Regions from separate parts of the Mus musculus genome. Here region 1 is linked to region 2. A link is a loop called in an ENCODE intact Hi-C map of the cell type or tissue named here. Cell type or tissue: left cerebral cortex. All regions are shown on one strand. Each heading gives the region's core, and the rest is flanking DNA. Links, peaks and the distances in the headings are about the cores only.

What was found. Peaks named below come from ENCODE experiments on the same cell type or tissue, not always from the same donor. Only the 100,000 strongest peaks of a DNase experiment are listed, where the experiment ranks them.
Region 1: a loop joins it to region 2, with 2.5 times the contacts of the local background. A loop is called at or near these places in 8 of 42 quality-filtered maps.

Annotation. Positions count from the first base shown.
Region 1 is chr7:109,908,378-109,924,371 of GRCm38, forward strand. It overlaps Dennd5a (DENN/MADD domain containing 5A), which reads right to left. Exons shown (of 23, transcript NM_021494.1): 6 at 12,817-13,134; 7 at 10,885-11,100; 8 at 10,217-10,451; 9 at 9,008-9,158; 10 at 7,834-7,927; 11 at 6,344-6,475; 12 at 3,538-3,690; 13 at 1-38. Among named protein-coding and RNA genes, the nearest start is that of Dennd5a, 44 kb to the right of the region's middle. In left cerebral cortex, for the core only: a CTCF peak has its summit at 7,167; no DNase peak of the experiment used is centred there.
Region 2 is chr7:110,050,409-110,066,402 of GRCm38, forward strand. Ipo7 (importin 7) reads left to right here. Exons shown (of 25, transcript NM_181517.5): 20 at 372-467; 21 at 605-825; 22 at 914-1,119; 23 at 2,303-2,509; 24 at 3,592-3,708; 25 at 4,609-6,201. The coding sequence ends at 4,706. It overlaps Zfp143 (zinc finger protein 143), which reads left to right and starts at 11,303. Exons shown (of 16, transcript NM_001374618.1): 1 at 11,303-11,367. In left cerebral cortex, for the core only: CTCF peaks have their summits at 8,916 (motif pointing left) and 10,558; DNase peaks (open chromatin) are centred at 8,919, 9,169, 9,982, 10,292 and 3 more places; H3K4me3 peaks cover 2,545 bases; H3K27ac peaks cover 2,964 bases.

The DNA of each region.
Region 1 (15,994 bases), core at 3,189-11,188, 140 kb before region 2:
TGATAATGTAACAGATGGGACCACAAAGCTGATTTCCCCTGAAAGCAATGGGAGGGAGAAACAACTACTAATGATGTTCAACATGCAAAGAACAATTTTTTTGTAAAAATACTAGCAAGAACCACTTTTTGCTAGAATTGCTGTTTTAATTCCCCCCAATACACACAATGGGCATACATACATCATCTACTAAAACCCAGGAGAGACAGAAGGAAGATAACCAAAGCTGAAATAATTTCCAACCAGCATACAAAGGAGCTAAAATGGGGTGTGTGTTCAAAGGGGTGTAAAAGACAACCTTGAAATACTCTACTGGACAAGGTCATATCCTGTCCACCCTAAACCCACACACACACACACACACACACACACACACACACACACCTAGCCTGTCAAGAGTCTGTGTAACAGTGTCTAAATTCCCTATTACATTTAAAGGCATCTTCATCTTGCCCTTAGTTGCAGGCTGGGATAAATAAACCAAGCTGGCCTCAAACTCACAGAGATCCTCCTGCCTCTGCCTCTGCCTCTGCCCCTGCCTCCTAAGTGCTGGATTAAACTATGCCCAGTTCCAATCTTTTTTTTTTTTTAAGGTCAATGTACTGGCTAGTTTTATGTCAACTTGACACAGGCTGGAGTTATCACAGAGAAAGGAGCTTCAGTTGGGGAAATGCTTCCACGAGATCCAGCTGTAAGGCATTTTCTCAATTAGTGATTAAGGGGGGAGGTCCCCTTGTGGTTGGGACCCTCTCTGGGCTGGTAGTCTTGGTTCTATAAGAGAGCAGGCTGAGCAAGCCAGGGGAAGCAAGCCAGTAAAGAACATCCCTCCATGGTCTCTGCATCAGCTCCTGCTTCCTGACCTGCTTGAGTTCCAGTCCTGACTTCCTTCAGTGATGAACAGCAATGTGGAAGTGTAAGCTGAATAAACCCTTTCCTCCCCAACTTGCTTCTTGGTCATGATGTTTTTTGTTTTGTTTTTTTTATTACATATTTTCCTCAATTACATTTCCAATGCTAGCCCAAAAGTCCTCCATGCCCTCCCCCCCCACTCCCCTACCCACCCACTCCCCTACCCACCCATTCCCACTTTTTGGCCTGGCATTCCCCTGTACTGGGGCATATAAAGTTTGCGTGTCCAATGGGCCTCTCTTTCCAGGTCATGATGTTTTGTCCAGGAATAGAAACCTTGACTAAGACAGTCAGTATCTCTCAATGGCCTGTACTTCATCAAATACCTGCTATCCAAAGTGAGCCCCAGGGATCTACTGGTCTCCTCCTCCCTGACAGTGAGATTACAAACACTCACCACTATTAGCTTTCCTTATGTAAGCTCTAGAGACAGGACTCTCAGGTCCTCATGCTTGTAGAGCAAGCATTTTACCAATTGAGCTATCTCCCCAGCCCCTATAACTATCACAGGTGACAAATATTTCATATTCATGATTGAGTTCCTATGTAGTTGATAAAAATTCAGTATATATTATGTTAGCAACATAACTTATAAATAATCTTACAAAGTGAGTGTTATATTTAATGAAAATAATGATAGATGCTATCATATCTCAGTGCTTGCTAATAATAAAGCACCATGTTAAATCTCTAAAATAAAGCATCTTAGTGCTGGGGATATGGCTCAGTTGGCAGAGTGCTTGCCTAGCAGGTGCCAAGGGTAGTAGTCCATGCCGATAATTTCAACACTCCAGAGGTAGACGCAGAAGGATCAGAGAGTTAAGGACAGCAATGGCTACAGAAAGACCCTGTCTCAAAAAGAAAATAAAAATGAAGGACACCTGAGGTCTGCATATGTGCATGTGCATGCACACACACACAAACACACACACACAAGCACACATGAGTCGTGACACTTTGAAGGATGATTATAAAGGAAACCAGTTTGAGGGTGACCAACTGACCTGTCATTAAGGGGCAGATTGCTCCCTTAACTCAGACTCCCAGATGTTATTTGAACTTGTGCCTTGGCAAAAAGGAAAACTAGCTATGTGTCAGCAGTTACAACTTTGGCTCTCCAGATGCCAGGGTTCTAGTGTGTTTACTTATAGTTTATCTCATCCTCATAGTTGCATATAGCCTGCCTTCTTGTAGTGTGGAACTCTATCTTTAGTGGTAAATCAACATAGTAATGGGTTATACAGTGAGTTCAAGGCCATTCTACTAAAGATAGCTTAGTGGGTAAAGGAGCTTGCCACTGGAGTCCAATCTTTGTGTTCCAAGGAGCAGAAACAGAGAAAGGAGTCCTGCAAGTTGTTTGCTGACCTTTTCCCCCAACTTTTCTCTCTCTCTCACACACACACAAAATAAATTAATAAAAAAAAATTTAGGGCCAGGTATAGTGGTGCACATCTTTAATCCCAGCAATCTTAGGCAGAAGCAGTTGGATCTCTGAGATTGAAGCCAGCCTGCTCTACAGAGCTCAGAGTTCCAGGATAGCCAAGGCTGTCTTAAGAAACCCTGTCTCAAACAAACAAGAACAAAAAAGAACAAACAACAATAACAAAAAAAGAAAATTAGATCCAATGGTAGAGTGTTTGCTTAGCATACATGAAACCCTGGATTTAATTTACAGCACTGCACTAACCATGTCTGTAATAGTACTTAGACGGTGAAAGGTAGCAGGACCAGGAGTTCAAGGTCACCCTTGAACACATGGACTACACAGTGGCCTGGGCTACATGAGACCTTGCTTCAGAACAGAACATGAGAATAAAAGATGGCGGCTATGACTATCACTGAAAAGCACGTCACTGGAACAAGGAGATTCTTGGAGTTCTATGTGGCAAGGACCAAACACTCTGCTTCTCTCAGATCTTCAGATGACCAGCCGTCACTGAGAGCCTCCTTCCTTTCTTCTGGCCTTGAACTCAGAAATCCACCTGCCTCTGTCTCCCAAGTGCTGGGCTTAAAGGCGTGCGCCACCACCGCCCGGCAAGAGCCTCATTTCTAATAGGACTGTAATTAATGAGGTCTGTTACTCCCTCAACTCAGTTCTCTCTCTGTTCTACTTCCAAACACAGGCCAACAGTAGAGGACCAACCAAGCTGATCTGCAACTTACTCCCAAGAAAGATGCCATTTTGTTTGTTTGATCTTGTTTTTCAAGACAGGGGTTCTCTGTTTAGCCCTAACTGTCCTAGAACTATCTCTGTAGACTAGGGTGTCCTTGAACTCACAGACCCACCTGTTCTTGCCTCAGTGCTGGGACTAAAGGTGTGAGGCACCGCCTCCTAGAAAAAGGTGCCACTTTCAAAGGTTTAAAAAACATAGATGTATAAACTTTATTTATAAGAAAAAAAAAGCTGAACTCACATTCGCTTAGCTGTTGATACCCTACCCCATATATCAGATATTTACATCATAATTCATAACAGTAGCAAAATTATAGTTATGAGGTAGTAATGAAAAAATTTATAGTTGAGGGTCACCACCACATGAGGAACTGTGTAAAGAGTCACAGCATTGGGGAGGTTGAGAACCACTGGCATCCCAGACTAGAAGTGAAACCAAAGGCTAGACCCATTACCTGCTTCACTTGTAGCCCATGGCTCCAGATCCTCTCCAGAAGGTCACAGAGGCTGGCAATCAAAGTGTTCTCTTCCACACCGGTGATGTTCACCTCCCCATGCCCCAGCTCCACGGCCTCTCGACCCATCTTCTCTACCAGCATCCTCTTGGTCTAGAAATGGATAAGTAGGACAGATCACCACAGTGAGTAGAACCACACTGCTGCAGAGAGCTGTGGCAGTCTGCATGGCACATGTGCTGGGCTAAGAAGGATGAGATGAAGAAGCCCAGGGACAGTGTATAGTCATGTGGGCCAGGTGATAGGGAACGCAAGCTTTCAAAGCTCAGTTAAGGAGGCGAAAACACAGCTATCAGCAAGTGATCCTAGCAAGAGATTTCATTACTCTGGATCCAAATCTTTGCCTTTATGAGGTGAAAAGAGTTGAATAAAAGCCTTTGCTCATGCCCACCTTGGCTATTCCCCCATTCTCATGGCTTAAATAAATGCACTGGACAGACCTTCAAGCACATGTAACCTAGAAATAAATCTAAAATAACTCTCAAAGAGGAAAGAACTTATTGAGAATAATTTCAGGTAAAAATCTACAAATGCTTATTACAAATATGTAACAACATCAATGCCAAGATGACTGAGGAACATGAAAACTTTCAAGAAATGTATCAATAGTGGTTTTAATAGCAGGAAAGGTAACGCTATAGGAGAAAGTCGCAAGTGACTTAGAATGAACTCTCAGTTTAAAAATTAAACTAGGGGGCTGGGAAAAAACAGCCCAGGGTTTAGACACTGGACTGCTCCTGTAAAGAGGGCTTGGGTTCAGTCCCAGAATTGGGTGGCTCACAATAGCCAGTAACTCAAGCTCCAGGAGACCTGATACCCTCTCTGGCCTCTGAGTGTACTTGCAGGCAGGCAAACACAGTCAGAGATACACACACACACACACACACACACACACACACACACACACACACATATTTAAAACACAAAATCTTGGGACTGCAAAGATGGCTGGCTCAGTGGGTGAGAACACTTGTTGCTCTTTCAAAAGACCCAGGTTTGATTCCCACCACACACATGGAGGCTCATCACTTCTTTAGGCACCAGGCACACATGTAATGCACAGATTACATGCAGACAAAATACTCTTACATACTAAAATAAACCTTAAAATATTAATAAATAATAAAATCTTAAAATTGAACAAATCTGAAATTTAAAATATCAATTCTCATAGAATAATCTAGGGTGGTTTTTTTGTGTTTGAAACAGGGTCTAACTCTATATACAGACCAGATTAAAGCCTATCTTGTTACAAGGTCAAAATAAGTTGATTCCTGTCTTCTATAAAACTTGGATTTGACCATGTCTTGACCATTTTCTGGAATTTGACATGTTCCACACCTCCACTCTGCTGAGATGAGATGTTCTGGCAAATAATTTTGAAAGGTTCTGCCAAGTTTCTATGTGACCAAAACTCTTGAAACCTAGCCCTAGCCTTGGAGTTTGGAGTTAATATAAACCTCATCCTTTCCTGTGTTCGATGCTATTCTCTTGAACCCCACTTTGGGTAGACAGTCTTATCTGAGAGAAAATCAAGTTTGCTTAATTTGATCAAAGAATCCTACCCCACCGCCCAAAAAAATAACAGTCTATACAGAAAACCATCAAAGAGAGCTCTAAAAAACTGTGCTAAGGATGCTGAGGTGTAGCTCTCCACCACCGGAGGCTTCTGGTGGGGGAGTGCATGGAATAGGACTATTTTCTTTAAGGGGCTGTTACTGGGAGTTTGACCATACTCAAGGGAGTATACGGGCAACATAAATTGGGCTCCTCCTCCTCCTCTTCCTCCTTCTCTTCTGCCTGTTCCTCCTCCTTCCTCCTGCTCTTTCTTCCTTCCTTCCTCTTCCTCTTCTTCTCTTGCTTTTTTGGGGACAAAGTGACAAGTATGAGAAGGCAGACCATGTTCTGCCTGGGCTGTTCCTACTTCAACTGGCCAGTCCTCATGGCCATGCTCTCAGGATCCATCTCCCCACGGCATCTTCTTCCTTCTCCTTCTCCCTCTCCTGTGGCCCCAGCCCAAGCTTCTTAAAGTATGAATTTCTTCCAATTTCACTCATAACTCTCAGGATGCAGCAGAGAACAAATCAGCTGAGTTGTCCTAAATATTATGATATTCTGACTTGTATGAAGACTTTTTCTTAGAAATTACATTTAAAATTTAAATATTAAAAACTAATCTTTCTATCCAGACAGTGGTGGCACACTGAGTTCCATGCCAGCCTGGTCCACAAAGCATCAATGTTTGCCTGCATGTGTGTCTGTGTGAGGGGTCAGATTCCCTAGAAAGGGAGTTACAGACAGCACTGAGCTGCCATGTGGGTGCTGGGAATAGAACCTGGGTCCTCTGGAAGAGCATCCAGTGTTCTTAACCACTGAGCCATCTCTCCAGCCCCACAAACCATTACTAGATATGAAAAGCAATTACTGTTAGATTACAACAGAGAAGCAAAAGCATTTCCACATATGCAAAACACTGAAATTAATAAGGCAACGAGTTTTTAAGGTTAGCATTATCCCATTATGTAAGGCATGAGGCAGACAGATGGCATGGCAAACTGATGATCTGAGCTCCATCATCAGACCCCACATGAAGACAGAAGAGACCTGGCTTACAAAGCTGTCCTGACCTCCCTCTCCCCATCCCTACCCTCACACTTTTTAAATAAAATAAGGAGTGGTCCGAGCCAAGCAATGATCTTCTTTTTGCTGCCAAGGGAAACAGCAGCACTGAGTACCCACAGCTCACCTTGTTTCGACATTCCTTCAGCAGGCCTTCTACAAACTTCCAGTTGGTCTGGGCAATGACTGATGGAGAGAGGTTGGACAGTTTGGGCTGACGGATGGTACTGCCCATATTCCTGGCTTCCTGGATGTACTTCTACATTAAACAGAAAAACCAAAGAGCTTTTATGTCCATGGACAGAAACCATAGCAACCAACTGGTGGGCTCCCAAGGAGGACATTGTACCCCACACCTTCTTTGCTTGCCTATGCCTGGGCTCAAATATATATGGAAGCAGAAAATTTAAGTGTAATTCTTGTACTAAAGGGGAAAATCAAAATACTACAATTTCTGGTTTTATTGACATGAGTATAATAAACTACCTTTGATTTAAAGACATGAGAGGCATTTATACAAACATTTGCATATGACACACACATAGCCAAATGTTTGACGTTATAACATGATGCTTACACTTAGGAACCCGGCATGGAGTTACAAACTGTAATATGTAAACAAACAAACGATGGCTTGAGTCCATTTACTGTCGTATGTTGGGCAGGTTTATTTGCAGGTCTCCTAGAGCACATGTAGCTAGGAATGCACAGCTTAGACATGCCTGCTACCTTTCCTAAGAACTGCCTTAGTCGTCATGTCTCTTCAGCACAACACAACAGTAACTAGGTAACCATCCCCCTCCTTATCCACATAAAGAAAAAAATAAGCTAAGTTCTTTTCTAATGCTGCCATAAAACCCTGACAAAAGCAACTCAAGGCAGATTCAGGTAGAAAGGGTTTCCTTGGGCTCACAGCTGCAGATACAGTTTATCATACCAGGGAGCACAGCAGTGGGCACTGGAGGGAGCTGATGCCATCTGCAATCAGCAGAGAGGATGCAGCATGCTGGTTCTCAGTTTGTTCTCTCTACTCTTACACAATTCAGCACTAACTGCCCAGGGAACTGTGCAACCAAGAGCAAGAGAATCTTCCCAAGTCAATTAAGGTAACCAAGACAGTCCCACCCAGACACACTCACAGGCCAGCCTAATCTGGACACCCCCACACACACACTAGGATTCCTCCCAGGTGATTCCGAATTGTGTCAAGTCGGCACTGAAAACTAAATATCACAATCACCTGAGATACAAAGAAGTCCAGGAAAAAGTTCTCTGTCCTCAGAGTAAGAGTCACAGCCCCGACCCCAGCTTACTTTCCTCCTTTCTATTTTAACAAAATTAGTTCCTTTCCTACTGTGCCACAAACAAAAAAAAAAAAAGCCCCAATTTTAAAGGCATTTATTTCTCCAAGTTTCAGACTGGCATCTTCTGAAATTCCTATCAAGTAACAGAACATACAGGATCATCTGGCTGGCTGTCATGAAAAACACTGTGCTCTCTAGAATGACACAGGGAGAGGTCACTGCTGGGGCAACTTACTAAATGCTAAGAGAGTGACAGACAGGGTGAGTGCAGCATGACAGAAGGGGCCTCCTTGCCATTCCTAAGGCGTCTTACCTCTCTCTGGTCATTGTCTAAGCGCAAGTGTTCTGTGTGCTGCTTCTGCCGGTCTTTCCGCCTCCACTGTGCAGGGGCATTCCTTTTTGTCCACCTGACAATATCAAAAGAGGCCATTAAGAATATTCACTACTCTGTGAGTTCTAAGTTCAACCTGGTATACACATTGAGAGAGACCCTGTCTCAAAAAATAAAAAGACAGCCATAATTCCAGCAATCACAAGGCAGAGGCAGGCAGATTCCTGAGTTCGATGCCTGCCTGGTCTACAAATCAAGTTCCAGGACATATATAGAGAAACCATGTCTTGAGATAGAGGCAAAGAGAGAGAGAGAGAAACAGAGAGAGAGAGAGAGAGAGAGATCCACTAAGACCAACTAACAAGAAAAAACTCCAGTGTCTAGGCAGCTAATGGTGAGCACAGGAAGCCACAGAGGCAATGCAAAGGCTGTGGGGTGAGCAGCTAAAAAAAATCAGTGAGAGAACAAAAGAGAAGGCCTCCCAAAGTGAGCCGTTCATTTGTCTCCAATTAGCTACCAAAGCTCCACATTCATTTGTCTCCAATTAACTACCAAAGCTCCACATGCAGATACAAAGCTGTCTGGGGAAAAAAACAACCATCCTGACCTTCAGTCAGGGCCAGTTATTCCCAACACCTCTGTTTAAGGACATAAAGCTAGATAGCTGTCTGTTAGATGGGGTTCACATAGGTCATTTTAACCCATCGGCTGCCTGGCTGCTTGCAAGTCCCGGGAATATCCAATTTGTAAGAGTTACCCAATGTGTACAGTGTAGACAAAAGCTGACAAGACACCCTGACACCTACATAGTTTAGGTCTTATCCATACTTGTTTCTTAAATTCTTTAAATACTGAGATGGCTTCAGTGGTTAAGAGCACCAGCCTTTCATCCAGAGGACCTAAGTTCAATTCTAGGTACTCACATGGCGGCTCACAACCATCTGCCATTCCAGCTCAAGATCTTTGTCCTCTTCTGGCCTCCAGCCATACAAGTGGTACACAGGCATGGATGCAGACAAAATACTCGTGCACACAAAATAATAAAACACTAAGAAAACCCCCGAGGTCTTCCGTGTACACCAACGCTAGCTTAGACTCTGGCTGTCAGTGACAACAGTGCCTGATGATCATTGGGGAATCTCTACGGTTCACTTACTTGTTGCTGGCTGGCCCGGTGCAAAGCACATCAGACTGCAGCTTAGGGAAAAAGCCAGGTTCATATTTTCCTTGTCCAATTTTCATGTCAAGAAGATGTGGGTGAACTGCAGTATGGTCAATTTTTGCCAGACGTAGTTCAATTGCTTTTTCTGAGATTCAAAATAAAAAATTCAAGTCAACCTTTTTTTTTTTTTAAGAAATAACTCCTCTTTCACTTCTAACCAAGATAGAGTAAAAAGACTGATTTTTTTTTTTTACCCTCTTGTCTGAAATATACACTAACAGGAAAACATCCTGTCCATTGGGCAGTGAAGGACAGGAGTCCCTAAGAATTAGAAATAGATGAAGTAATTCTTACAAATGTCTCAGCTAACTGCCCTGGGGCACATACAGAAGAAGCCTAGACTGGGTCTAGAGCAGTTCCAAAGGCTGGGGATTCAAGATCAGTGACAAGAAGCCTGCTCTAGTGTATCTGCAGTGAGAGCTCTGGTGCTTGGGGAACAAAGTGCACAGTTGACACCATGACACCTCTTCTTCTGAAAAAGCCTTTAAAGAGGGGGCTGGTTAGCTCTTCATTCCATAGCTTAAACCCTATATTCCAGTAGACCTATGACACTACATCTTCTGATAACAGGCAAGAGTAACTCAATCATGCTGCAGATTCAATACATGAATTACAGACGGGCTGAGAACTGACTGCTCACTCTTACACAGATAGGAGAGCCTCGGGTGGCCAGATCTCTAGCCTCACTGTCCTCAGCTGTTCCAATGCGGCCATTTTCAAGTGTAATACACTTTATGGGGAATGAAAAGGATGGGGAATCCTGATTTTAAAAGTGACTTTGAGAGACAGGAGTTCAAGGCCAGACTGGCTTAAATAGCAGTTCTAGGCCAGTCAAGAGAGACTCTTGCCTCAAAACCAGTTTCCAGACCAAAAGAAAAAAACAAAAAAACTGAGGAAGAAGGCAAAGCATGGTGCTGCACACCTTCAGTCTCTGTGGTAAGGCAGAGGCGGGTGGGGCTCTACGAGTGTGGGTGCCAGGACAGCCAGGGCATAGAGACCCTGCCATAAATAAATAAATAAATAAATAGGAAGAACACTGCAGGCCATGGATAACATACTCAAAGGCAAACCATGAGGAAAGCATACATGTTGAGGAAAGGGGACATGTTACCAATGAGGTCCCAGTGGCCAAGGAGGCCTCACCTGCTTCATCCACAGTGGTACACTTCTGGTACATAGATGTCCTAAGAGTAGGTGTTCGAACATTCAACAGTCTGATCTTGTCTACCCTTGAGTCAAAGACCCGGAGGACAGGGTCTTTATCATCATCATCATGACACATGATCTTGTTATCAATAAAAGATGCAAACATCTGGGTCTCTAGGAATCTTGAGAGGAAGGGCAGGTAGGGCTCAGGCTGATCTGACAGGAAGGATGCCTAGTGGAACCAAAGAGAAGCAGTCAACAACAGAGAAGAGAATAGAGCAGCCCTGACCATCACAGGCAACACCCCCAAGAGCTGAAGTGTGACAAATCTTCTCTGAAGCATCCTACGTCCTTATGAAAAGCCAATTACAACCCTCCTCCCCTTTGTTAACACTCATAAAAGTTCAATTTCCCAAAAATCTGACACAGCTAGCCCAGACATTCAACTACATATACACCTCTGCCTAGAGAAAGAGTCCTTTTAAAGACCACAGAGCAAAACAAAACCAAAACAAGGGGAAGGGGCACCAGCTAGAGGTAAATCACCTAACCGTAATCATCTGTATGCCTGCCTCTCTACTTGACTTTTCTAGTGATGTCATATGCAGTCACTTCTTCAAGCTGCAAGGTGTCTCATGTGCACCTGCCCGCAGGGTCTCACTTACTTTATCAAAGTTCTGCATCTGTTCCCTGTTGGTGAACCAGGACTCCTTATCCTGGCTGGGCTGGATGACAAACACTTCATAATCGGCAAACATCTGAGTAAAGCGATTGGCAAAGACTTCCCGGATTTGAATGTTTAGCTGGTAAATCCTGAGCTCTTCTTCATCACATTGAACTTTGAAATCTTTATTGCTACTGGGATCTTCACGAACTTCCAGCTTTAAAAAAAGCAGGAGGGTCAGGTGAAGATATGAACAATTATACTTTTATGCCAAGAAATAAATTCATCTGATTTTTTCCCTATTGGTCTTAGCAGCAAATGGTGAGAAGGTGAGAACTAAAGTAAAAATGGGAAGAAATATAAAGGGAGGGAGTCTAGAAGTTAAAGAGATTTGGCTTAGCAGTTGACTCTTGCCTGGCAACCAGGTAGGAAGTAAAGGGAAGAGGAAAAGGAGAGATTCTGAGATGGAGAAAAGAGGAGGTCGACCCGAAGGCAGGCATCCAACAACAAGCTAAGTGGAGATGCAGTCGTGGTAAACTGAGTGCAATCCAGCCAAGGAACAAAAGGAGCAAACTTCCCCAACAAGGAGAGGCCTGGGCCGAGCTCTGGCTCTGGCCTGCTCCAGGTGTTACCTTTCTTTGGGTTTTCTTTACAGACCGGGGATTACTTTTCTTACCTTTCAAGGCTTGTTCTTTTTAAAAAAGAGATACATTTTTAATCTTCCTAAATATTTCTCTATTCAACTGGTAAAAAAAATTTTTATTCTGCTGTACTTTATAGAAGAGAAACGAAATAGCTGACCCCTAAAAAAGGAAGTCCCACAAAATCATGACATCAACCTAACATTCATATTTACCTAACCAAAGGTGTTCAGCAATGAGAATGGGGAAGGTAAAGGCATGGGCAGAAAGCACAGAAAGCTTAATATCACCAAATCCAGAAACTGGAAAGCCAGGTGTAGCCCTGGACGGAGTTCAGCACTGCAGGATCTGGTTTAAGCTGCAGCTGGGCTCTAGACTAGGCTCTGAATCTTGGGTCACAGGGCAATGGATATGAAAGGTCCTCAGTTCTTCCCATTCACTCTGCAGAATTTCACACAGATGGCAACAGGCTCTCCCGGACCTGCACAAGAAGCCACCCAGACTTAAGACTTAGATCAAGTGCCGGGCGTGGTGGCGCACACCTTTAATCCCAGCACTCGAGAGGCAGAGGCAGTCTGAGTTCGAGGCCAGCCTGGTCTACAAAGTGAGTTCCAGGACAGCCAGGGCTATACAGAGAAACCCTGTCTCGAAAAACCAAAAAAAAAAAAAAAGAAAAGAAAAGAAAAAAAAAGAAAAACCAAAAATAAAAAATAAAAAATAAATAAATAAATAAATAAATAAAAGACTTAGGGGCTGGTGAGATGGCTCAGTGGTTCAGAGCGCCGACTGCTCTTCCAAAGGTCCTGAGTTCAAATCCCAGCAACCACATGGTGGCTCACAACCATCCGTAATGAAATCTGATCCCATCTTCTGGAGTGTCTGAAGACAGCTACAGTGTACTTACATTAAATAGATAGATAGATAGATAGATAGATAAATATCTTAAGAAAAAAAACTTAGATCAAGTGACAACTGCTAGAAGAGCTGCTTGTGCTCAGTCTCCCACTTGGTCCATCCCTTCACTGCTCACAGATGTGCACTATCGGCTGGGCGGTGGTGACACCTTTAATCCTAGCACTTGGGAGGCAGAGGCAGGCTCTTAAGTTCAAGACCAGTCTGGTCTACACAGAGAAACCTGACTAGAAAAACTTAAAAAAAAAAAAGTATCTGGGTCTTTTCTCATCCTCAGCGCAGCTTCCACAGGCACTCTAACACAGCACTCGAACACAGCACTCGAACACAGCACTCTAACACAGATCCAATCTGTCACAAACTTAGTTCCAACATCTTACTTTTTCCAAACTCACTCCAGTCCTCTTGACCAAAGCTTGCAACCGAGCAATAGTTTCATTTTCCTTGAGGAGCTCATAGGAGTGCAAAGGGGAGCCCGCAATGTTCCCGTTCCTCTTGTCAGACACAAGCTCAGAAGCTCGGATCCTCTTCAGCTTTGAGGCGCTTTCGCTGCAATGGAGGTTCCCTTCAGGGGGAACGCCAAAGGCCATGAGGATCTCAGAGACCTCCTGGACAAACTCCAGTTTGTTGGGAAATTGAGGCAAGTCCTCTGGCAACTCAATGAAGTGGTTGTCAACATCCACAAAGCAGAGGTTAGCCTGGAAATGAAAACAGGAGGTGTAAACAAGTGGAGCCCAGAGAGAGAGGTTTTAGAAAGGACAAGGGGTGATCAACTGACAGATGTGAGGTGCGGAGTAAAGATGGGGCAGGCAACGAGACAGTCCCTCCACCCAAGCTCCCTCCTGCTTTCTAAAATAAAACCTTAGAAACATGGCTCTTTCCCCAGAATTAAATGCTAGGGGAAATAGCTAAAAGTACTTGTGAAACCAAGATGGCAGTGGCATTCAAAAGCTTCACAAATCAATGGATTCCGGTTCGTGAGAAGTGTCAAAGTCTGGCATCAGTGCTGAGCACTTGTGTTCACCCCTTCTAGGCTTCACTCCTAATTCTCAAGATTTGACTGTTACGGGCTGGAGAGATGGCTCAGCGGTTAAGAGAACTGACTGCTCTTCCGAAGGTCCTGAGTTCAAATCCCAGCAACCACATGGTGGCTCACAACCATCCATAATGAGATCTGACGCCCTCTTCTGGTGTGTCTGAGGACAGCTACAGTGAACTTACATATAGCAATAAATAAATCTTAAAAAAAAAAAAAAAAAAGATTTGACTGTTACAGTGCTTGCTCAGGCTCAGAAGTAGTCAGCACTCAGAGTAATGGCTGGACTTGTCACCATCCAGTCTTATTTTACAGATGAAACTGACTAAAGAAGATATGCATGGCTATAATCACAGTACTTGGGGAAACCGAGGCAGGAGAACCACTAAGAGTTTCAGGCTAGCATAGAGCTACAGAGTTCAGGCAGTCTTGGACTAACCTGAAAAGATAAACTTTAAAACAAAACAAGACAAAACACCCAGAGACAGGAGCCAGAGAAATGACTTAGCCGACAAAACCACTGGCAGCTCTCTGCCAGAGGACCCAAGTTCAGTTTCCAGCATCCACATGGCCTCTCCCAACTGTCTATAACTCCAGCTCCAGCAGACCCACTGTCCTCTTCTGCCTCCATGGACACCAGGCACAGAGACATACATATATATGTAGGTAAAAACCCATCCTTATTAATTAATTAATTAATTAATTTAAAAATGTGATACAGGCCAAGCATATGCCTACGATCACTACTTGATAACACTGGGATTTGAACCCAGTTTGACCCCAGTCATATGCTAAAACTGCTCACTATCACCTTGGCTTATATTTAGGTCTTGCTTGATCAATTTAATACTTTAAAATCCTTGTTCTTGTTAATTTTCTTGCACTATAAATTAGAAGATCATGCTTATTTTATTAATCTGTCCTTACAAGACATGTAGCATGGCCTTCACTCCAACAGATTACTAAAGGTTAAGAGTATGTCTCTCTCAGTTATATAAAAGAGATACCTGCTAGTATTGGTTTTGAGAATTATGATGTCAAATATTTCTATAGGACATTTACATGTGTTTGTGACTGAGTGTGTGTGCACGAACGAAATTAAAGACAATATTCAGGAGTAGGCTCTTTCTTTCCACCAGGTGGGTTCCAAGAATGTAACTCAGATTGTCAGGTTTGTTGGCAAACACCTTTACCAACTGAGCTGCCTCACTGCTCCCCCTCATTTAACTTTTAATCTATGTGAAACAGGTTTCCTTATAGCATCAGATAAGGGTCCTTCCTTCAGCAAGACATTGTTCCAATATGCCAAATGATGTCCCAGTGACACACAAGTTTAACCTTGTCTCAATAGCCTTTACGTTCTAAAAGAAGCAGGCAGAGGATAACATAAGCTCGCTAACACAGTCAATCCATAAAACTCATCTCCTACAGCTGCATTTTGAACGGACCCTGCATCGTTTATGCTGAGTGCATCAATCACCCTTCCAACCTGTGACGATAAAAGAAAGCTTTCCATCTCAAACATCCAAAAACTAAGAAGAACCACTTTAAACCTTACTTCTGAGTTCCTCCAACTAGATAATGTTGACTCTGCCTAATTAAAGGCCAACAAATATTTATAACCTAAAAATAGACTACTTTTTTTAACATTATTAATGCTCTTAGGCCAAGCCATCAAAAAAGAAAATCAAAACAAAATCAACTCATCTAGTCAAGGGTCCTTTACAAAGCTGACAAAATGAAAGGCACACATTTTCATCTCTTACCCCTTGGCTCATCTTTTAAAAAGAGGGTTGGGGGCAGTTTTTCCAACCAGAATCAGGAAAGCAACTAAAATATCTAGATCCACCCAATAATGCTTGGTAGCTTCTCTCCCACTGCTGTGAGTCAAATAGAGAGTGTCCATAAAGAATTCTTATTTATTTATTTAATCTGTACGGATGCTTTGCCTGTGTCAGGTCTTAGGCAGTACACATATCCAGCCTTAGTCCAATTCCAGCTCCTACAGGAGGATTTCCGGTGGTTAGATAAAAGTCAGCATTCCTCAGGAACTTGTAAAACAGGCTCCAAATCAGCCAAAGGAGTCATTTCCCTTGCTTTTGGCAAATGGGACAAGAGGCTCCATTGACTTATGCCTGCAGTTATCAGCATATCCAAGTCCACACTAGCCTCCAGGCTCCTCACTCAGACCTCTTTCACACATTTCAAAGCCCCTCACCACCCTTCTCACCACCACCCCAAACCCTCAGCCCTCCTGCAGCTACTCATCCTCCTTATAACACAATATTTTCTGCTACCACCCTCTTAGCCCTACTTCCCTAGCCCTTCATGTCTAGTCTGCTTCTTTTTCTCTCTAGTTTGGACTCTTCCACAAGGCTGTGGTTATTTTCTCTTTTATTCACAATAAAAACCTCCCTCTAATCATGGATGGCGCGTTTGATGCTTTCTTCATTGCCCCTCTTCCCATACGGCTGGACGCATGTCTGGGCATCATAAGTGTGTTTGGTACCTGGGGAAGTCAG
Region 2 (15,994 bases), core at 4,921-12,920:
GAGCCTCTTTCCTCAACCCAGGACTGGGCTACACTGCTGTTACACTTGGTACAGTGAGTCTTTTGATTGTTGTTCTTTATTAGGAGTGCCGGTGTTCCTTTAGAAAGGTTAGATGTTCTAGCTTATACCTTTGTGATAGAACTTAATATTTGTTAGCATGCTAGAGTCCTGAATAAGAATTCCTAATATGCATATATTACAAACTAAATTGATAGAAAAAAAATATTGTAGCACAAATGACATCTAACCTCATTACAATCATATTTTACATAATCATTTAAATTTGAAATATAATTGCATAGTTACACGTAAGAGTGGGGATAATTTTTCTGATTTAAACTCTTTCACAATTTATATTCTGTGTCCGCCAGGTTCTTACTGGAGTCGCAGGAGAAGATGCGGAATGCCATGCGGCAAAATTGTTAGAGGTCATTATTCTGCAGTGCAAAGGCCGGGGCATTGATCAGGTCAGTGGGCCTCTTTCTGTTCCAGCATTTTTGTCTTTTTTTTTGTTGTATTTTTAAATTTTTGATAGTAAGATAGTAGATTAAGCTAATTAGAATGTAATTGCAATCTTGTTAGATTTTGTAATCTCTCTTTACAGTGTATACCATTATTCGTGGAAGCAGCTTTAGAAAGACTGACCAGAGAGGTTAAAACAAGTGAACTCAGAACAATGTGCCTGCAGGTTGCAATTGCAGCATTGTATTATAATCCACACCTACTGCTTAATACTTTAGAAAATCTTCGCTTCCCAAATAATGTTGAACCTGTTACAAATCATTTTATCACACAATGGCTTAATGACGTTGACTGTTTTCTGGGGTAAGTAACGTTAAATTGTAACTTCATGAGGTGCTGTAAGTAAACACAATAGATAAAAGTAAATTACCATTTTTATTTATTGTTTTAGGCTTCATGACAGGAAGATGTGTGTTCTTGGCCTATGCGCCCTTATTGATATGGAACAAATACCACAGGTTTTAAATCAGGTTTCAGGACAGATTTTGCCAGCTTTTATCCTTTTATTTAATGGATTGAAAAGAGCATATGCCTGCCATGCAGAACACGAGAATGACAGTGACGATGATGAGGATGCGGAAGATGATGATGAAACTGGTAGGTGAATTATGTTATACGGAAACATCCTAGGACCCTCATAGCCAAAGGCTCCCTGATTCATTCATAGGAAACCAGGGATAGTAGCCCAGTGACTGATAAACACTTCTTGTTTTCTCCCATTTAAGGTCAGCGTACCCATAATGGTGGTTGTGGTTGCTAAACTTGAAAATTTTATGTCCTTCTCATGGGAGATATTATTTAGCAATATTGAAGTAAATTGATTGGAAGCGCTGAGTTTATTTAGGTGAAAGAGTCTCAGAAAGCTGGGCAGTGGTGCTGCTCACCTTTAATCCCAGAACTTGGGAGTCAGAGGCAGACGGATTTATGAATTCCAGGCCAGCCTGGTCTACAGAATGAGTTCTGGGACCACCTAGGCTACATAAAAAGGAGTTTCAGAAAAAGCCAATGTAGTGGCACACACATTTATTACAGGAGTATGGGCTTCAAATGGAAAACAGAAAATTAGAAAGACAATTGGGTTATATCTCAGGTTGCTATAGTGTTCCTGTAGCATTCACAGAGCCTGAATTTCATCCCAGCATCCACAACTGCACTCTGTAGGTAGAGGCAGGAAGATCTATGCTCTATGCTGGCCTGTACAGGCAGTGGACATTTATGGTGCACTTATACATACCAAACTACAATGAAGGGAATGGGATAGTGTACGGAATATTTTGCTTGTAATAGAATGTACAGTAGCAATGTAAATTGATTGAATTTGATAACAATAATTGTTCTCACCAAATATATACCTCGCAACTTGTTCTCTTTTCTCTCTGGGTTTTTGGTTTTTCGAGACAGGGTTTCTCTGTATAGCCCTGGCTGTCCTGGAACTCACTCTGTAGACCAGGCTGGCCTCGAACTCAGAAATCCGCCTGCCTCTGCCTCCCAAGTGCTGGGATTAAAGGTGTGCGCCACCACCACCCGGCCTCTCTGGGTTTTTAAAGGTGGGTTTTCTATAAAGCTCTGTCTTGAAATGAACTATGTAGACCAACAACATTCTACTATTTTATTGCCCGTTGAATTTTAGTTAGGGTTCATGGACACCTGTGAGTGGTATTTTATTCCTGGAACTGTTCTTTCTTTTTCCCAATATTTATAATTTACTAAGAGTTTTGAGTTAATTGTCACTTTGCTGAGTAGCAGAACATTTCATTGTCATGAACAACTTAATTGGCAGAAGAACTGGGGAGTGATGAAGATGATATTGATGAAGATGGACAAGAATATTTGGAGATCCTGGCTAAACAAGCTGGTGAGGATGGAGATGATGAAGATTGGGAAGAAGATGATGCTGAGGAGACTGCTCTGGAAGGCTATTCCACAATCATCGATGATGAAGACAACCCTGTTGATGAGTATCAAATCTTTAAAGCTATATTTCAAAGTAAGTCACTTTCATATAGATAGAGCCATTTAACTGAATAAATTTATTCTTGTGTCTGTCCCTTAGACAAGAAGTGAAGCAAAGTATTTGTTCGCTTTGAGGTATAGGAATTCTTTCCACCTATTTTGGAGAACGCAGCTTCCTATGTCTTTTCTTTGTAGCCCTGGCTATCCTTGAATTCACTCTGTAGACCAGGCTGGTCTTTAACGCAGATACCAGTAATTTTTTAACCCCCTCCCCAGTGTTGTGATGAAATGCATGTGTCAACATTTCCCTGGCAGTTTAGATTATTTTAATTGAAAAAATAATTAAAAACAAAATCCTGTTAACCATGCCATTGTGTGCACACAGGGGTCAGAGGACTCAGTCCTTCCCTACCGCCTAGGTTCTGGGAATGAGGAACCCAGGGCCCTGCAGGAGCAACAGCCACTGACTTTCTCTCTCCATTATCACACGCTCCTCCATTATCAAGGATCCTTTTTCCCTCTTTCTCTCTCCCTCCCTCTCTTTTTTGAGATAGGATCTTCTATATTTCAGCCTTGGCTTATTTTGTTAAATTGCTGAGGAGGACCCTCAACTTCTGGCTTTCGTGCTTCTTGCTCCCAAATTCTGGAATTATAGAATCACAGAACAAATGGCTTATGTAGCACAGGAGATCAAATCCTCAGAGCTTCATTCTAGACAACCAGCCCTTGAAAATTGATATATGCACATTCTTCATCTACATATAAGTTTTTATGTGCAATTTCTCCTATTAACCTATACTAACCCTATTTTTTATTGTGTTCTGTATTAGTTATTTGTAGATGTGTCTGTAATGGGTACCCACGTGTACCTATGGAGATTAGAGGACATACATAGGCCAATTTCTTAGAACTAAGAATGCCGTGAACCATACGATGTCTTCATTTTTATAGTCTAATATATATACTTATATGTATATATATAAATTGATGAGCCAGGCAATTGTGAATTATGCCTTTAATCGCAGTGGGGTGTCGGGATGGAAAGAAGCAGTTGGTTCTCTTTATTTCATTATTTATATAATGTTCTTTCTCTCCTTCTCCTGCTCCCCCATACAGCTATTCAAAATCGCAATCCTGTATGGTATCAGGCTTTGACTCACGGTCTTAATGAAGAGCAAAGGAAACAGTTACAGGACATAGCAACTCTAGCTGATCAAAGAAGAGCAGCCCATGGTATGTTAGTGAGCCATACTATCTCTAATGAGATTAATGACTTTAGAGCTTTAAAATTATTTAAAGGGATTTAACATTACCTAAACATATGTGGGCTTGTGGTCTAAGCACTGAATTGTAGTATGAAGTTTTTTGGACTTACCACTTTTCTTACAAATATTAGAATCATAGACATTTCATCTTTAAACATTTCATTATGCATTTAAAAATGTATCCTTATATAATATGCAGCCTGACCATTTTCTGGAACTATCTATATCCAACCTGCCATTTGAAATAAGGATCAAGCATATCATTCTAATGTATTTTAGATTTTAGTTTTAGGTGCATTTTTTTTTGTGATGGGTTAGTTTTATAGAGTTTATTTATGTGAGTACACTGTAGCTGTCCTCAGACACACAGAAGAGGGCATTCCATCCCATTACAGATGGTTGTTATCCACCATGTAGTTGCTGAGAATTGAGCTCAGGCTTTATGGAAGAGCAGTCATTGCTCTTAACTGCTGAGCCATCTCCAGCCCTTGATTTATTTGCATTATGAAAAGTAAAGTCAGCCGGGCATGGTGGCGTACACCTTTAATCCCAGCACTTGGGAGGCAGAGGCAGGCAGATTTCTGAGTTCGAGGACAGCCTGGTCTACAAAGTGAGCTCCAGGACAGCCAGGGCTATACAGAGAAGCCCTGTCTCAAAAAAAAAAAAACCAAACAAACAAACAAAAAAAAGTAAAGTCTTTTTTGCCTTTAAACATTAAATCAAAATTGGCTAAGAACTCTGTATATACATCTTAGGGAGTGTATGTGTCAGTTAAACTCTCCTTGTAAATGTATTGTCAGTTTTTTCCACAGAAGTTGATGATCAGTTGACCATTAATGTTTCACCCCCCCCCCCTTTTTTTTTCTAGAGTCCAAAATGATTGAAAAGCATGGAGGATACAAATTCAGTGCACCAGTTGTGCCAAGTTCTTTCAATTTTGGAGGCCCAGCACCGGGGATGAATTGAGTTTCCACTTTCTTTCCTGCTGTGTGAGTGTAGTGAAGAGCTTGTGTTCCTCCTAGTAGTGGTTCCAGATCCGGTTCATGTTAACTACTAACTGATCAATAGAAGGACAGAAACCCCAGGAGGTGGGAGCTGATCATGTAACCTGGCACTGGACGAGAAACTAGAGGGATTTGGGGAGGGGTTAACTTGGGGGGCTATTTTCTTTATTTTTTGAAGAAAGTAAGATCCTGACTCTGAAGCTTCAAGAGACACTGTGGAAATCTGAAATGAGGGGATGTCATGAAGGCAGCTTTTCTTTTTCTGAGGAAAAAAATAGGCATGGGCTACAGGACTATTTAAAATGTCTCATTTACAGTATAAAGTTCAAAGGTAGATGTAATTTTTACACCTCTAAGTATTTGTCCTATTTCTGTCTGTTCCTTACCATTGGGTATCCTTTATATGTAAATATGATAAGGTAATCGATAGCCTTATTCGGTCTTTATCATTTTCATTCACCAGATTGTTCCTATGTAGATTGGACATTTATTGTAGCACTACATAACTGATTTTAAAATCTGTAAATGAATTAGCACTTTCATATTGAAACAAGCCTGCTAGCCTATGTATAAAAGCAAAACTGTTTGCTGTTTATAAAAAGGGATGTAATGGGGTGGGGGGCAGGGGTAATTTCAGGTTTAATTATTAATTTAAAAATGAACTAGCAATTTTGTATCTGGTGACTTTGTGGTGCACTCACCTCTGGTAGTGACTTGAATTCGGTATGTAAAAAGGGGTTAGTGATGTTTCATTGCTGCTAAAAATGGCAACTCTCTCTGTGTCCTTTTTTGTTCCTAAAGCTCTCAGTGTACAAGTGGACATTTGGATACAAGACCTTATGTAACAAACAGAGGTGATATCTGAAGCATGTAAATTGGATATAAAATTCTACTCTTAAAGAGTTGATCTAGAGTATGGCTAAACATCTATATATGCAATCTATTAAAAGAACTTAATTCGGCAATTATGTCTTGATCTGATTGCAATTTATTCCTAATTAATCCTTACCCCCATTAACCTGTTTTTATCTTGTACCAGATAGAGTGCAAAATGTATTTATAAGATTAATACCTGCCCATTCCCCTCTCCTCATTTCTCCTCCCCTGTCTTGATTATGGTATCTTATCCTAACTCTGAAGACTGAAGGCACATGGTTCCCTCTAAAAACCACTATTGATACCACTGCAGAAATAAGCCAGCAACAACAGGGCAGCGGGGTGGGCTTCTCCCCTCTCTTCCTAAATGCATGTTCAAAGATGAGACCTTATTGATCTTAAACATCTGTCAGATGAGTCATACATTGGATTATTTTTTATATACATGTATACACAATATTTCAAATTGAAAGCAACATCTCAGTGGATTCAAAACTACTACATACTGTTGTCTAAAACAAAATTTATAATTGTACAAATGAAATGCACATATTGATATTTAAAATGCATAATTAAGAAAACCCTTTGTGTTGTGTTTTTCTTGTGTACTAAGCCCTGATGCTGGCACTGTTTAGCTTTCCATTTTGCCTCTGGAGGAATCAAAGTATTTCTCAATACTAAAATGTTTGCAAAAGGAAAGCAATCTCTAATTGTGTGGGTGCAAATTGTTAACCAAGTGTGCTTCTACTCCTGTCTCATAGTTACGACACCAAGTGTATACCCTAGGTTGCTTAAGGGAATGTCACTATTCTATAAAATCAGTACAATAAAAATGGAGTTAGGAATTTATATTCAACATTGTGTGAAGGGGTGCATAATGTAATTAACATTATTGTCTTCCTTTACATTTCTGTACCTAATCAATTTTTTTTTAATTTTTAAACTTCACTAATATTTAAATTAATCCAATTTTCACATTGTTACTAGAAAACCATATATCAAAAAAGGTTTAAGTTGGTTTTAAACACAATGAAAATTATCATTTACAGAGGTTATATATTTTTCAAGTTAGAATTGGTAGTTTTAGTTAGAATCAATAGTTACAATATAGCAGGCAAATCAAAATTTTCTTCTTACACTTAACCTGGAATTTTTATCTGAGTTCTTTTCACACATCTAAATTTTACCAAAGGGTTCAGGGGATCTTATTCAGTCTTCAGGAATTAGATGGTTAGCTGTGAGATGTGTATGGTGAGAATTGAACCTGGGACTCAAGCTATCTCTCCAGACCCAGAACAGGTTATTTTTTTGGTTTTGGTTCTGTTTTTGGCTTTTGGTTTGGTTTTGGTTTTTCTGTACAGCCCTGGCTGTCCTGGAACTCAGAAATCCCCCTGACTCTGCCTCCCGAGTGCTGGGATTAAAGGCATGCGCCTCCACACCCGGTCCAGAACAGTTTCTTAAATTGAACAACAAATAGTATTTCCCAGAGGTCTATTAGAGCTAGGTTGTAACTTTAACTAACTAAAGTGATTCTATATAAGTCTCCCTGTATTTGAGTGCCATATGATATTTGGGCAAATGACTAAATTATACAGTCTTAATATTAAATAAGTCCGCCATGATAAAAAAAAAAGTGTTATTTCAAGGTCTTTAGCAGCTATTTGGTCATAAAAGGCCAGAACTTACTATAGCACCATGCCTGTTAAGAAGTGACTGGCTAGCCGTGTGTTGTGGCACATGCCTTCAATCCCAGCACTTGGGAGGCAGAGGCATTTCTGAGTTTGAGGCCAGCCTTGTCTACAGAGTGAGTTCCAGGACAGCCAGGGCTACACAGAGAAACCCTGTCTCAAAAAAAAAAAAAAAAAAAAAAAAAAGTGACTGGCTTCAATAGCTAGTCTTGCTATACTGGAACTTTGTGGGTCAAGTTGCCAACATAGAGACCCTTTACCTCACAAGCAAAGATGTGCACTCCTTTTATTTTTAATTGATTCAAGTTGCCAAATGTAGATCTGCTAATGCTACAGTATTTTCTTAGGGTTTTACGCTGTGAACAGACACCACAACCAAGGCAGCTGATGACAACATAGCAGCATCCAGGTAGGATGGTGCCCGAAGTGCTGTGTAAAAGTTGCTTAGCAGAATACTGGCTTCCAGGGAGCACTTAATCCAACAAGGCCTTCTGATAGTTCTACTCTCTGGGCTAAGCATATATCTATCACAAGTGTATTCCAAGTTGATCTACATGTAATCCAGATAGAATCTTTTTTTCACACCTACCAAGGAATTGACAAGGTTATTCTGTTTGAGCATATAAAGAGGGACCAAAATGATGCCACGCTCCCACACACACCCAAAAAAAGAAAACAAAAAACCCTTCAACATGCCTTTAGTCCCCTCCTTCACAGGTAGTTGAATGCCTTAGGAGCCAGCTGGGTCTACAGAATGAATTCTACAATAGCCAGGGCTATGCATCAGAGAAGCCATGTCTCAAAAGAAAAGCCAATCAAAAATAACAGTAGTGATCCCTGTGGTACTATTTCAGCCAATGAGCTGAGAAAGAAACCCTACATTAATGTGATCATTAATAGAGAATAAATGGCCCTGATAGAGCAATTAACTTAAAAGGCCTAGGCCTCTCAGCTCATGTATTATCCCAAAATGACCTAGGTGGACCAAAGATTGCTAAGCAGTGTCTTGATTTTAGGATAAACAATGTAGAATCTGAAAAATTAGACTAGCTTTACATATTCACTGGGTTGTAGTTATGTGACTTTAGCTGCTTGTAGCAAGAAGTCATTTTAAAAAGTGTTATGCCTTAATAAGTCCTTAAAATTGTAATTCCAGTGTCAAGAGTGCTTTCATAGCCTGAATTAGGCTGGATTTGAGTCCAAACATTAGCCCTGAAAAGCAATCAAGAAAATCTAGCAAATCACAAAACTGATGGGCTGGTATCCACAAGTAGTGGAAGGCTCTTAGTACCACCCTAACCTTACCAAAACAATCTTAAAAACAGATGTGCCTAGCATATCAGTGTTCTACATATTCATGCTTTCAAAGCTCACAAAGAATTAGAGACATTTGTGATGTTAAAACGGTTACTATATATAGAATATATAAAATCACAACACCTAACAGCTTGAGTACCCTGAGGTATAGGATTTACTAAACTTAAAAATGATTTAATGTTTTGATCATAAAATGCCATCTGTGGTTGGAGAAATAACAGTGGTTACAGAGATCCTGAATTCAATAACCAGCAACCACATGGTGGTAATAGGATCTGATGCCCTCTTCTGGCATGCTGTATATATACAGTATATACAGTTAGAGCACTGAAGCATTAAATAAAATCTTTTTTAAAATTCCAGTGTCATGCCCTAATTTTTTTTTCGTTCATTCATTTTATTTTATTGAGTGCATGGTGGAAGGGGGGAGGGAGGGAGGATCTTTCCCATGCTGGGTAAGATCTATGCCTTGGGAAGGAAGGCAGGCAAACGGGTTAGTGCTAGTGCATAGTCCATGGTGGTGCTTTATCCAAAAGACTTTGGTTGTGGCCTCCCATTTTATTCTCAAAGGGCAGTCTGGGAACCCTCTTGCAGAAGGCAGGAGGAACTGGCCGACCTCCTTATCTGTCTCACGACGGTCTAAACTCAGCTCACCCAGCTCACGTTCCTTATTAGTGGGTGAACAATCCAACGCTTGGTGAATTCTGCTTAACGATAGGAAGAGCCGACATCGAAGGATCAAAAAGCCGCCACAAGCCAGTTATCCCTGTGGTAACTTTTCTGACATCTCCTGCTACATTGTTCCAACATGCCAGAGGCTGTTCACCTTGGAGACCCATATTCTAATTTTTAAGGGTCCAAGTGTTTTGTGTCCTTGAGGATTAAACCCATGAACAAGATGGTGGTGGCATTTGCACTAGGAATGTTTAACCATTGTTCATAACAATATTCATACTGGCCGGGCAGTGCTTGCGCACGCCTTTAATCCCAGCACTCAGGAGGCAGAGGTAGGCGGATTTCTGAGTTCAAGGCCAGCCTGGTCTACAGAGTGAGTTCCAGGACAGCCAGGGCTACAGAGAAACCCCATCTGGAAAAAAAAGCAAAAAATAATAATACTGTTCAGAACCAGAGATGGTGGCACATGCCTATCTATAATCCCATTACTGGCCATGTGGAGGTAGAAAGGTCCAAGAGTACCAAAACAAAGTAGTGGTGTCATGTACCTTTCTTGCCAGGGTTTGATAGGAGTTGTGGGTGGATTAGGTCAAGATCATGTCATCAATTGCCCTCTACATAGCAAATACAAGGCCAGACAGCCACACTCTCAAAAACCATAAAAGGATGTATATTCTAAGTCCTGAGATCCTTCAAATGACATTTGAGTACCGATTATGTAACTATGCCCTGGTTAGATTAATATTTTAAAATTGTGATTTATTGGGCCTTATGTGGCATAGGCTATACAGCCTACTCTTAGCACTTAGGGATATACTCTCCGGTTAAATTCATAGCCTACTGAACTATACTGCAAACTAAAGTCTCAGATGGGGTGAGGGCAAGAGAAGGTAATACTGTAGGTTCCGACTAGATTTAGTTACAAACTCAAGTTTCTCCCGGCTATTTTTCGACTTCATCAATGACATCACCTGAAATGCAAGTGACTGACGGCTAATGCTGGTCAACCTCCTCATCTTATTGGAATATACACCTGGTACTGCGGCTACTGCACTCTTATCTGAAATGCCTTGTATTGGAAATGGCTTAAGGGTTGGGCCGAGAGGATTAAAAAAAAAAAAAAACGTACCACATGCCACAACTAATGTCTCAATAGGTTAAAGAGCCCAACAGATGCTTTCTTCATCCTTCAGTTTCACAAAACAGGGAAAGCGCATGCAAAGGACCCGAGCGACCACAAGTCCACGGACACACTAAGAGCATTCGCTTTGCCTCCCAGCGGAAGCTCGGCTCCGCCGGGATCTCCGCAGAAGCAGAAAGCTCAACCTCCCATGGCATGGTCATGCCCGGAGATTGGGGAAGGGCAGGCAGGTTCCGAACCCAGTCTCCGGCATCAGCTGCGCTAGGCACAGAGACCCAAAGCGAAGGCCTCGGCCGACTCCGAGAGCCCCTAGGGAGCGCGTGGGAGGTTCGGGCCGCCCTCCTGCCTTCCTCTAACCTTCCAATGAAATAACACTCGGCAATAGAAAGGCAAGGCCCATCCGGCCTCCGATACACGCTCCGGCAGGGCCACCGGGAGCTCCATGGGTTCCACATTAGCCCTGTAGGGAAAATGGCGCCCATCACCCTATTTCCCTCCCGGGCAATCAAAAGGACGAACCTCCCTCCCTTGCTACAAAATGGCGCCTCCCGCTGGGGCCCCAGAATCGGCATAATTCACTCGTCCGTGGGGCGGAGTGGTCCGCGATGAGCAGTTTCGCCATCCAGTCAGGCACAGAAGCTTTGATTCCGTACCTGGCGCCAGCCACTCATGAGCGGGTAGGAAGGTCAGGCAACAATGACGCAGGTGAGGTGGGCGTAGTTAGTGGCGGTTTCCTGCCCGTCAGCTAAATCTAGACCAATCGAGAGCAAGAGTCTTCCAGTGAGTGACGTAAAGACAGCCCAATGGAGGGTAGGGGCGGGACTCAGAATTGCTATGCGGGTTGCGGGGCTTGGGGGCCGGGCGGCTGTTTCCTGTCCTGGTGCATGGTGGTCGGACGAAGGAATTGTTGGAAAATTTTCTCGGAGGTTCGTATATAAATGTGTTTTTACCCAGTGTGCATTATTCTCCGCCCGGCCGCCGCCCTCAGTGCGGCGGCGCGGGCCCACTCGGGCCCCGGCTCTCCCTCCAGCTGCTTATGCTGGTCCTCAGGCCTGGCCGATCCTACGGCCGCCTTCGTAGCGCAGCCCGGGCAGAATCGGAGTTTATTAATAACCCGAGGCCGCCACTCTAGGGCGGCGGAGCCTTTCCCTCTGAGGACGCCACCCCACCCCCCTTCACCCAGCGCCCCGCCTGTCCCCTTAGGGGGCCGCTGAGGGGAGGGAGAGCAGGAGGGGAGGGTGGAGCTCTCGGGAGCCGGGAGGCTCAGCTCGACCTGACCTTCGCGCGGAGCGAGTCCCTGGGCGCTCGCTCGGTGTGGAAGCCGGTCGGACTGGGCCTCCGGGCCTCGGTTCTCAGCAGGCCCCAGCAGGGGCGCGGGGCCCGCGGCTGGGGACACGCCTGCATATCGCCCCCGGGTTTCTTCCTATTCTGATCGTAGGCACATTTATTCGTTTTCACAATTTTTTTCTTCAAAAGTCTGTGAGGCCTAACATCGAATATTCAAAAATAGTCTCTTGGAATGTTTTATAATGGGACTTTCGTTCACTCATTTTTTACTTTCTCCCTTTCATTAAACGATGTTTCAATAAGTAGAAATGAATACCACTGCCCATCTGTTTGTTTAGAATCAAGTTCTGCCTTCCCTTTTGAAATATTCAAATCATCTGGCATATTCCGTTGGGAATGTGAGAAATTGCACGTTTCAGATTGTGTTCAGTTTGGTCCTAAATTTTACTAGGAAAGATGCGTTCAGCCCTATTCGGCAAAAACTTGTGTAACATTTTAACACTTTCTTCATTCTAAGTATATAGTAAATTCATTGTGAAATGTAAAGATCACAAAACAATAAGCATAAATCTTACCCTGACATTTTGAGTATTTGGAGATGAGTCAATCGACTCTACAAATACTCTTCCCCTTTGTTTATTTTGGTTTGTTTTATCTGGGCATGGTGTCTCTGTCTATAATTCCAGCAATCGGAGTCTGAGGCAAGAGGATTTCAAGACTACTCTTTATTACAGATTTACAGCTAGCTACACACTGAGTTCCTGATCTCAAGTATACTAATAACAGCTTTTTGATAGAATATACACACGTTCAAATTCACCTAAAATAGTCCAAACTAAGTCTGGTAGTTCAACTTTGAAATCTAAGCTATCAAGGCAAAAATAGGAGAAATTTCAAATTCAAGGCCTGCCTCCACTACAGATTGAGTTTATGGCCAACCTGAGTTACCTAGGAGTAAGGCCCTATCCTACGAGAAGAGCAGGTTGAGGATATAGCGAGTGGGGGAATGCTTACCTACCAGGTACAAGGCCTTAAATTCGGGCCTAAAGACTGCAAATTAACTCACCATGCTAATGTATACCTATACATACTTGGGAGTAGAGACAGGAAGATCAGTTCAGAGTCATTTTTGGCTGTGTACTTAATTGGAGGCCAGCAGTCAGTCACACTGGAGGTTGTCTCAGGAATGGGAAAAATAAGCCTATAGAGCTAGTACATGCCTTTATAATCCCAGCACTCTGGAGGCAGGTGAATCTACAGATGGAATTTCTAGATAGCCAGGCAGGAATACACAGAAAAACCTTGTCTCATAATGAAAACAAACAAACAAACAACTAAACAAGAAAATACTTGGCCTGGTGCCCAGGGAGGCCAGAAGAAGGGGTCAGGTCCCCTGGAACTGGAGTTATAGTGATTGATTGTGAGCCATCATGTTGGTGCTGGGAACCAAACCCAGGTCATCTAGAATAGCAACCAGTGATTTTTAACCACAGAGCCATCTCTCCAGCTACCTAAATTTACATTTTTTTTTTCATTTTCTTGGTGTGTTTGTGCCATAGTGTATGTACAGAGTTCAGAGGACAACTAGCTGAAGTGCGTTGTCTCTTTCCACCATGTGGGGCTCAGGGAGTTAAGTCTTGTTGTTGTTTTGTTTTGTTTTGTTTTGTTGAGACAGGGTTTCTCTGTGTAGTCATGGCTGTCTTGGAACTCACTCTGTAGACCAGAGCTGGCTGGCCTCGAACTCAGAAATCCGCCTGCCTCTGCCTTTCGAGTGCTGGAATTAAAGGCGTGTGCCACCACGCCCTGCTCAGGGAGTTGAGTCTTAGCAGGCTTGGCAGGAAGCACCTTTACTCATAAGTCATTGTCTGGATCCTCTAGACAGGGTTTCTGTCTCAGGTGTAATGCCCTAATGGAGCTGTGTTCACAGCCGGGGCCGGGCGCCCACCTGTAATCCCAGCACATGGGTAATAGAATGATGATTGCTAGAGGTTCAAGGCCAGTCTGGGTTTCATAATTTCTAATTTCTTCATGCCTTTGTAATGTTCATTTATTTTTATTTACTTATTATTTTGAAGGACGGTACCTCTGTTTAGTCCTCACTGTCCTGCTTTGTAGACCAGGCTGGGCTTGAGCTCACTGAGATCCTCCTGCCTCTGCCTCCCAAGTGCTGGGATTATGCCGCCTTTGCCAGTTCTTCCTAGTCCTCTGTTTTGTTCCGTTCTGTTTGAGGCAGGGTTGTGTTATGTCGTCCAGGCTGTTCTTAAACTTAGCTACTTGTCTCACAGTCCTCGTCTCACCCCACACAAGGGCATCTATATTACCATAGACATCCTATTGAGAATGAGTGGCAGCATCTCTTGTGGGTTTTGTTTGCACTTCTCTGATTGCTAGTGAAATGAATCACTTGTTGTGCATTTGTCTGTTTATTTTTTGTCAATCTTTGGAGAAATGTTTGTATCTTTTCCCTATTTAAAAGTGTGTCCACACCCTGGTGGTGGTGGCCCACGCCTGTAATCCCAGCACTCTCGAGGCAGAGGCAGGCGGATTTCTGAGTTCGAGGCCAGCCTGGTCTACAGAGTGAGTTCCAGGACAGCCAGGGCTACACAGAGAAACCCTGTCTCGAAAAACCAAAAGAAGGAAGGAAGGAAGGAAGGAAGGAAGGAAGGAAGGAAGGAAGGAAGGAAGGAAGGAAGGAAGGAAGGAAAGAAAGAAAGAAAGAAAGAAAGAAAGAAAGAAAGAAAGAAAGAAAGAAAGAAAGAAAGAAAGAAAAGCGTGTCCACACATATGTGCAAGAGTGTGAGAGAGGGGGGAGGGAGAACAAGTTTGGGTGTTCCTGTGTCAAAGGACAAGTTGTGGAAGTCAGTTTCTCCTTCTACCATGTGGGACCCAGGAATTGAAATAAGTTTTTTAGTCTTGGCTATAGCTCAGTGGTAAAGCACTTATTCTATATTGGAACTTCTGCAGGGGGTAGGATGGGATATTAAAATTTTAGTCCCTGTACATTTATCTCTTACTCCTTCCTATTCCTGGGGGATACTATTTGAATTTATATAGCATGCTTGCTTTGTTATTACATACAGTTTTTAAAACCTGGGTGTTTCATACCAGGAATACTTTTACACCCTTTGCTTTTTTTCTTAACTACACATCTTGGACACATATCTTACTGTTTTATATCTCTTTTTACTGCTGACTGAGGTCAAAGCCAGGGTCTTGTAGGTAATAACCAGGAGCTATAGAGTTGAGCTGTGTCTGTCTTCATGATTCATTTGTGGGCAGGATATTTAACGTCTTCTTAATGGGTTTTTACATTGCTGAGGTTCTTGTGCTTGCTCACAACCCCTAGAATGTTTTTACAGACTATTTAAAAAGCTTCCCCCCTGAGTTGATAGAGTGTTTGTCTAGCATGCATGAAGCCCTGGTTTCATCTAGCAGTGAATAAACCCTGTGTGGCGTTTCATACCTGTAATCCCTGCACTGAAGTAGAGGCAGGAGAGCCAGAAATGCAGTCAAGGTCATTCTTGTCTGTAGAACAAGTTCAAGACCAGCATAGGCTCTATGAGGTACTGTCTTTAAAATCATGGGGCCGGTCAGAAGAATTGATTCTCTTCTTCTACCATATGGGTCCCAGGAGTTAATGGGTTGTCTGGTTGGATGGCAGGCATCCAATAAGCCATTGCTGGTCCTAAATGATTATTTTTAAAAAGAAAACAATATGTGTCTAGTATATAATAAGAAAAATGCTGCCAGGCAGTGGTGGTGCTCACCTTTAATCCCAGCACTTGGGAGGCAGAGACAGACAGATTTCTGAGTTCAAGGCCAGCCTGGTCTACAGAGTTGAGTTTCAGGACAGCCAGGGTTATACAGAGAAACTAAAAAGCAAAATTGCTTATAAGGAAAAGAATTTGTCTTCTTTAGTGCCAGGGACTAAGCCCAGTATGGTGTATGTGATGGCTTTATATACTCAGCCCAGGAAGTGGTACTGTGAGAAGGTGTGGCCCTGTTGGAGTAGGTGTGTCACTGTGTCACTGTGGGGTGGGCTTTAAGACCCTCATCCTAGCTGCCTGAAAGGGAATGTTCTCCTAGCAGCCTTCAGAACTCTCGAACTCCTTCTGTACCATGCCTGCCTGGATGCTGCCATGTTCCTGCCTTGATGATAATGAAGTGAACCTCTCAACCTATAAGCCAGCCCCAATTAAATGTCCTTATAAGACTTGCCTTGGTCATAGTGTCTGTTCACAGCCGAAAAACCCTAACTAAGACAGT